Regions from separate parts of the Homo sapiens genome. Here region 1 is linked to region 2. A link is a contact called in ENCODE Hi-C data. All regions are on one chromosome and are shown on one strand. The core of a region is the stretch at or near the end of the contact, and the rest is flanking DNA. Distances in the headings are between cores, read along the strand shown. Region 1 overlaps ERCC6L2-AS1 (ERCC6L2 antisense RNA 1). Region 2 overlaps PTCH1 (patched 1).

What was found. A loop is a pair of places that touch in the nucleus more often than their neighbours do. Pooled maps may share reads with other maps.
Region 1: a loop to region 2 is called in a map with no recorded cell type, with 2.2 times the contacts of the local background. The contact joins two enhancer-like sites. A Hi-C loop is called at or near these places in 7 of 37 single-sample maps with no recorded cell type and 4 of 50 pooled maps.

What each region holds. Positions count from the first base shown.
Region 1 is chr9:95,854,750-95,858,862 of GRCh38, forward strand. The region is part of intron 1 of ERCC6L2-AS1 (ERCC6L2 antisense RNA 1); the gene reads right to left. Among named protein-coding and RNA genes, the nearest start is that of ERCC6L2, 19 kb to the right of the region's middle. Within about 2 kb of position 2,646, at least 3 of the 41 ENCODE cell types and tissues checked have a DNase peak (open chromatin) inside an H3K27ac peak, as active enhancers do.
Region 2 is chr9:95,458,086-95,462,271 of GRCh38, forward strand. PTCH1 (patched 1) reads right to left here. Exons shown (of 24, transcript NM_000264.5): 16 at 3,771-3,913; 17 at 1,515-1,698; 18 at 1-208. Among named protein-coding and RNA genes, the nearest start is that of PTCH1, 49 kb to the right of the region's middle. RefSeq lists an enhancer at 4,102-4,186. Within about 2 kb of position 1,251, at least 4 of the 41 ENCODE cell types and tissues checked have a DNase peak (open chromatin) inside an H3K27ac peak, as active enhancers do.

The DNA.
Region 1 (4,113 bases), core at 1,396-3,895, 400 kb after region 2:
GATTTTATAAAATATAAGTGCCTCTAAGTGAGACCTCTCTCCTGTACTTTATGACTTCTTAGTAAATGCATAGCACATATTTACCATCTGAATCACACCATTCAGATTCAATCTCTCTGGATTCTTGTAAGTCATCCAAAATTTTTCATTTAGAATGTGGTGTACTACACTCAAAATTACTCTTTTCCTGCCAATATGCTGTCTTTTTTTCCTTAGGATTATCTCTTTGGAGATTTTTAATTAAATATATTCTTTTCTACTGATAGGCAGTTAAAGTCTGAAACTTTAAACATCTGGTTATCTACTTCTAGGGTAATAATGTATTTTAGAAAAACCTAGAAATTAATGCAATTTATAAAAATAACTAAATTATTTAGTGTACCAAGTGTGAGAGAAATCTGTATGCTAATTCTAGAATGTGCAGTAACATGAAGTAGAATAGTCTCTAGACAAGTGTGAAATTTTTAATTAATCCAAGCTATATCTGAAAAAGTGATGTTTGAGGGTTTCAGAGTGATTGTAAATTAAACTAATTACAAATTGATTACCATTGATAAGTTGGTCCTTTAAATTCTTAAGATAAAATGAAAGCTGAATTTTTATTTGTGACTGATTTGACTATTTCTGTACAATATTTGCTTTAGGAAACATTTTAGTGTTTTCAAAATTCACCTTTTAGCTGGATCCAGTGATACGTCTGACAAAATGACAGGCAATTTGGAAAGCGAACATGAAAATATCTGAGGAAGGGCAGTCCAGACTGAAGGAACTGCAAATACAACAAACCTAGAGACAAACCATCAACCAATACTTAGCAAAAAAACTAGACTAGGAAAAATGTCTGAAAAACCCTAGACCACCTACGTCCTCACTTGCTACAACTTGAATAGTCCTAAAAATATTCCCATGAATACTACATTTAAGAAGAATATTCAAGAAGAATAATACTTAAAAATATACTTGTGATAAATTGGGTAAATTTAGCAAATTGTTTTTAGGCAAATTGATGCTTTGCTAAGTTGACTTATAGAGGACTGGTTTTCAATCAATTGATTTCTGGCTAATTTACCTACAGCTGTGCCTGCTGCAGAATAGACATTTAGTAAATGTTTATTGAAAGAATGATAGGAAAAAGCTTGCATGTGAAACAAAATGCCAAGTATTGTATTGAGTTTTGTATCTGAGAGCAATAACTTAACTGGAAACTAATTTGGGTTTGTGGCTTATCTGCCTTTCTGATATTTGATCCCATCCAAAAACCATCTGCAGGTTTTTTAACTGCAAAGCCTCACAAGACCTATCTCTGGCCCAGTTTATCTCCTGGTGCCTTCCTTTCATCTTCAAAGCAGGCCCCAGGAACTCAGCTTTCTTTCCTCTCCAGCAACTCAGCCATCCTTTCTATCCCTTCAGATTTTGTTTCATACCACTGCATAATCTCCCTCATTTTGCATTTTCTTCTACATCTGTAGATAAGCACAGAAACCTAAAAAATTTAAGGATCTTATTCCTGATCTCTGAAAAGAAATAGGATAATGAAGTAACCAATCTGGTAGAAGTGAGTAAGGTTATAGAATCCTTCCATAATTAACAAGTTATCTGTTACTTGTCCCTTTCAAGATGGTAAATGGATCTAGGAGGATGAGACTTTTGTGTGTGCCTTTTTCTCTCCCCGCTAAATTATATGAATTAGTTTTATCTCTTTAGGATTTGCCAAAAAGCAAAGTGGTTATCATTATTGGTTAAACACATTGATATTTATTTATTTTAGCAAACATGAAAGCAATTGTTACAACAGGACTACAACAGTCAGCAGAACTGGGTCCCAGCTGGTGGTGACTCCAGAAAATAGTCAGGGTCCCACCTTGTGCCCACTCTTCCATACCTTTCCTGAATAGTCATCAGTGTTCTAGGTCTGGTATATGTTCCCTGAAAGGCAGCAAAGAAAGAGAGTACAGACTGTAGTGTCCCTGATAAGATCATATGTGGATCTCCTAATATCAATTTGGCTTGAATACAAGGACTACTTTCCTATTCCAAGGGCAGGGTAGAGGTACATACCTAGGACATGGAATGGCAGATGTCTGAAATATACATTGCAGACCACCACACTTCACTGAGGTGTTGCCCTCTGCATTTATTCCTGAGGGTGGAGTTCACTAAACCACTTTCCTTCTCACCCCATTTTTAGATACAATCAAGGTAGAATAATAGGTGTTTCCTAAACTCAAATTGGCAGTTTGCAGTTTCTAGGACATCAGCAATGAATGACACCCTTTTAGTGAACCCTGGCCCTTCCCCTTCCCCCTAGGAATGATGAACATAGTTCATGTCTTTACTAATCGTCTGTGACCCAAGCATCATACTGAGCACAACGTGTAAATATCAAGAAGACAGTGTTCAAGGGCAAGGCTTCAGTATATGAGGGGCAGCAGAAGTGATGGGGGGGAGGAGGAGTGGAAGACCAAGGCTGAGCCATTCCCCAGAGGGATCTTGTTACCAGGAACGTTGCCAAGGCAGGGGCTTTTGCAGCTGTGTAAAGAGCAGATTGGAGCAAGATAGAAGCCTGTTGTGAAAACTGGGGCCCAAGATCAGGGCTGGACAACATCAAGCATCTTTGCTGCTAGAGTGCCTAAGCGTTGAGTCACAGCAACTTAATCCCTCCTATTAATACCTGGTTTGATTCTAGAGACTGGGGTGAGGCTGAGTCCCCTATTGGCTGCCAGAATTTCAGCTGCAGGGAGACAAACTCCAGGAAATCTACAAGTTAGGCAAGAAGGATATGGGGAAACAGAGGTCAGTTTCCAGAGAATTAAACAACTGACATGAAAGACTTAAGGGCTGTTCCTGGTAAAGGAATCTTTACGTGTAGGAACTGGGCAAGGAGAAAAAGAGTCCAGTTGCATTCACATTCTCACCTGAGTGACAAGAGAAGGCAAGATAACTAAGCGGAACTTTTTTCATTCTGTTGCTTTCTAAATTTTCAAACTAAGTTTAAAGAACAATGAGACTAAGTCTGTAGGTCACGACAACCTGGCAACTTCAAGTTAGACCTCCATAATCATGAGTGTTTGCTCTCACCTATCAATACCATGCCATTCTGAGATTGCCAGACCAGCCTTCTTCCCAGCCCTGGCACCCAGGGCTCTGGCTCAGCTCTTTAATACCTACTTCCCTGTGCTGACCTGATGCAGGAACTGCTGGCCTTGCAGCTTGTCCAATGTCAGCCTAGCTCAAAACTGGGTCTTCATACCTACAGTCCAAAGAAGGTGTTGAACTTGCTAATCTAAAGGCATCAAAGGGCTGCAATATGTTGGAGTGGAAAGAGGAATAGAAACTTAATGAAGTTGCCAGAGAGCAACAAGAAACCAAGAACAGGCAGAGCTTAATTTTAGGCTCCAGGGATTTTCCCAGACTTATTTTCACTGTTTCTTAGGGCTCCAATTTTCTAAGTCCTTTATTCTTCAGTCAAATGAAGTACAAGGAAATGTGAGAACTCTAGATGAGTCCCTGAAGTCATTGATACTAATCAAATGACCCTGGCAGCTCAGATCAGCAGGCACTTTGGGAGCATCAGCAATGACCCCTGTGTCCTTGGGATGTCACTCTCCTGCTATAAAGTCTTCAGTGGATCTCTACTGCCTTGGAATAACTGGACTCTCTAGCCTCACCTTTAAAATCTTCCAGGAACCCTTTCTCTCACTAATCCCCTTCAGGCGCAAATACTCCAGCAAAACTTAATCACTGGTTTTTCACACTTGACATGAACTTTTTCCATTTTCTGACTTTTCTCAAAGTTTACCTTGTGTAGAATAATATTTTATCTAACTGACACATCTAAATATAACTATTCTTCAATGCCAGCTAAAAGCTTATCTCTTCCAGAATGCCTTCTTTCTGATTACACTAATCTCTGATCACACCTACATTTACTTGACTTATATTACTCAGCATGTTTTTACTATAAAGTAAATCTTGTGTCATCTTCCTCATTTACACTGCACATTCATCAAATACAGATATTATATGTTATCAATATTTTCAAATGACCTCAGTGCCAGAGTTGAACTAATCATATTCCTCAGTTCATATCACCTGATCATTAGAGTTGAAGCA
Region 2 (4,186 bases), core at 1-2,500:
ATGAACAGCAGCAGCCAGTGGCGGAGGCCGATGTACTGCTCCCAGAAGAGGAAGGGGTAGCCGTTGGGGTAACTGGACAGCCCCAGGCTCGTATAGTTGCTGCAGATGGTCCTTACTTTTTCAATTGCCTCCACAAAGTCTGAGGTGTCCCGCAAGCCGTTGAGGTAGAAAGGGAACTGGGCATACTCGATGGGCTCTGCTGCCGGGACTGGACAGAGAAGGGCACAGGTTAGGAGCAGCCCAGGGTAGAAGAGCATCACAGTTTCAATGGAAAGAGAGAAGAACTTTGCATGAAAGCTTACTGACTGCTCTTCTACATGATACAAAGAACAAACAATGCTGATCATAGCCTCCAGGCCTTTACGATCTTCCCATTTGGTTTAAAAATGTTTAACTCTGTGATGTGTGTATTTTTTAAGATTTGATTTTAATCTTCCAGCAGTCATTCTTTGTGAGGGGTCTAAAAACTCCAGGCTTACATTTTGGGAACATTTTTTTGTTCCCTTGACACATATGAAAATACCAAGTTCACACAGTTTTATTCAATCACTTGCAAGAGCAAAAGAACTCAAGAGTCATGCTTTCCTGAGAAAAATGCTTAACTTATCCTTTTAGTGCCTGAACAAACTTCAACCTTGTATGCTTCTTTTCTAATGCAATGCTAAGTCTTCAGCAACAGGGGAAGAAATCCTTACACAACAAGCATTTAGTTACTGCCGTTGTGTGTTCCAGACCCTCTGGGGTCATTCAGTTGACTTGCTAAACATGATTTGCCCTATTATAATCTCAACTATAAATTTTCATTAAGACAAGCCTTGGCTGCCTGCCACAGGGCTCTGGGCAGCACTGGATCCGGGGAAGCACTACTCGCTGAGTCTCCAGCCATGTTTGCAAGGGGACCCGTCTTCTTTCTCACATCCTCCCTTGGCCCGGTATCCAAAGCATACGCTACTAATATCTCCACCAGAAATGCAAATGAAATCCACACAGAACCACCTTTCAAACTCTGGGCTGAGAGGTGAAAGGAAGAGGACGCTGTTGTATACAGACTTTTCTGCTCCGGTTTAAACAGCTTTGACACAGTGCAGGTGCTTGGTGGCTTATAGGAATGACCCAATGTGCCAAAAATCCCTTCAACACCAGAGTTGACAAAGTTAAGATAAACATATAATCCCCAGCGATAAAACTCTGCAATAGTAAAATAACACTTAACCTGGAGGCGTCCCCGGTGTTCACAGGGAACAGCTGGCACGTGAGAGCAACGCCTAATGAACGTCTTAGCATTAAAGCTACGAATGGAGACGAGACACTGATTTCCCAATGTGATAGAGTGCGGGGGTTGTATCCCATTACACATCCTCGTCTCCCAGAGTTTTAAACGAGAAGAAATAGATTGTTCTGTTTACACTTCTGAACCCTGGGTAGCGTCAACGGATGAAGGCTGTTGCTGAGTTTGGAGAACCAGGGAAGGCACCTCTGTAAGTTCCCAGACCTCCCGATAAAACGCTACTTACTTCTCAGCCTTGTTTCAGGCATGTAGTCGGCTTTGTCGTGGACCCATTCTGGTCGGTGTGGCCGGATGTTGGCCTGGGAGGCAGCATACGCGACGGGGTCGTTGCTGACCCAAGCCGTCAGGTAGATGTAGAAAGCGCTGGGATTAATGATGCCATCTGCATCCACCAGACGCTGTTTAGTCAACTACAAAAACGGGAAGAACAGAGGCCTTTGAGAATGGGGTTGGGGGTAAACACACTTCTGCCTTGAGAGCACAGAAGCTGAGCTTCGCACAGCATTACAACAAAGAATAGAATGCCTACTGTTGAAAGTGTCGAAAATCCCATCAGAACACCTTTGATTTCTTTCAATGTGCACTTATCGGAGGATGCAATCACTGGCGTGTTTATAACAAACACAGTTCTGCAGATGGCCCAGGAATTGGCTGAACCAATTAAATCTGAATGCTAAAAGACCGTCTGCAGCCAAGGCAGAGAATGAACAATCTGGAGAAACATATTTATAGGAGGGGAAGGGGGAGAAACCTGGCAAGAATCCCCATGCACGTCTGTGTGCAGTTAACCTCTGTTGTTAACACTGAAGGAAATGCCACCCAGTAAATGGAGGAGAGCTATAAAAATAAAACAACATCTGTATAAATTTTGCTAACACTAGCCTCCTATGACCTGTGGATTCAAAAAATGCCCAGCGCCAGAAAGTGCAAGGGACGAGTGCACACCCTCAAGCCTCGCCAGGTGATCTTATTCCCGGAGGTCGTAGTACTCCGCACGCCGCGTCCTCTGCGTGGCCAAATGTGCTCCCTCGGCAGGAGGGCTTGTGGGCTTTGCTGAGGTGGGGAACTCTGTGGGACTCAGTATGTGTTTGTACGTTTTATATACATAGAAAAATTCCGTTTCCTGTTTATTTTAGATTCAGGCCTCATTCCTCGCTTTGGGTCTTTTTTAAACAAAATGAAAAACACCAGTGACAGCGGCTCCTAGAGAAGGAGTGAAGGAAGAAGGAGCAGGGAGAGAGTGAGAGAACTGGATTTCGGGGATCTGGATTCAATTAATCCACAGGATATGTAACAACTGCATGTCCTCAACACATCCCTGGAATCAAACAGCGCAGCCCGTGGCCTCTGTGCATGCAGCACGCCTTTCTCCCTCCCGGGAGGAGGAAATGGTATCTGGGGGTCTGGCCCAATCCCATTTGTCCCACAGTATCCCTGGTCCCTCGCCCAGCCCTGCTGCCTGGGCACTTTCCTGGTGTCTCTGAGGCAGACTCCTCTGCCTGCATCCTTGGGAAACGTGATGGTCTGCTGCCTGCTGCTGTGAGCTCAGAGTTTCACACTCCATAACAACTCTGAACAATGTACTTTGTAAATCTGTCACCTTGAATGCCAGCAAAAAAGGGGAGACAATAAACATAGCTGCTGAGAAGATCATTAGCATGACGGTTTTCTGCCTGAAGGTGAAGCAAGCAAGCTACAAAGAGCCAAGGGAAGAGGCTCCGAGGAAGCTGAGGTAGCCCGGGCCCCGTGCAATTGGAGGAGTCCAAAACACACTCCTGAACACACCTGCAGAACCAAAAGGGGTATGCTGGAATCCAAATGGCAGCAAGAAGATGCAAACACAAGTGGAGAATATGATTCCCAAACAGAAACGGTTATTACTGCAGGAGTGAGCAGAATGGCGCAGCCACTCTGATTCCAAGGGTGCACATTTCCGTTTGCTTCACTCATCACAGAGCGATCTGTCTACTCCTGGGGCCAGGGCCACCCAAAGATCTCAAATGTAACAAATCTTCCCATCCTTCTGTCACCTCTCCAATCTCCTAACCCACCCACCTACCCCAAATTCTGCTCATCCAAATGACTGCTACCCAAGAAATCCATCTTTCCAAGCTTGAATACCATCAAGACCAACAAGGTACCGAGTCCTAGAACTGAAAGAATCACACGCCGCTGCATTTCTAACATTGGAAAGAGCCTGCACTCTCTTGGCTGCACTTTATTCTGACAATTGTTCTGGTGGTAGGAACACGCCTGTCCCATTTGACAGATGAGGAAAGTGAGGTGCACTGGCTGGCCTGAGGTCACACAATTAGCTGGTGGGAGGAGGTGAATTAGAGTCACCCAATATTCTTTCTACCAGCTCCCAGTGCCTTAGGTCTCCAGAGAGCACAGGGTGGGGTCACACGCTGTCAAGCAGCCTCCACCAGGGCAGCGGCCCCGCAGCCCTGGAAGCGCCCTCAGTGCCCAGCAGCTGGAGTACCTGGCTGATGTCGATGGGCTTATCGCGGCTGCCGGTTTGCACCAGGAGTTTGTAGGCAAGGACTCCATCGTCTGATCCATTCTTGTAATTGTTTGGCATGATTTTCCCGGTTTCCCAGTCACTGTCAAATGCATCCTGAAGTCCTAGAAATGGCAAATGATTGTAACACATTATAACTCGCAGCCAGAAGGACCCTGGTCCTAGCGGGGTGGGCTGAGGAGACTGAGCAGGGCAGGGGGCTCTTAGACGTCCATCAGAAACACACCCTCTGTGTCCCACATCCACTTTGACTGAAAGCACTGGATCTTTCATGAATGAACTGCAGCTGCTGCCAGCCACTGCTCAAAAGGGGGGAAGGAGATTATCTGTTTCTATGAAACAAATACTCATATTTTATCTTAAGAAAAACCACTCTC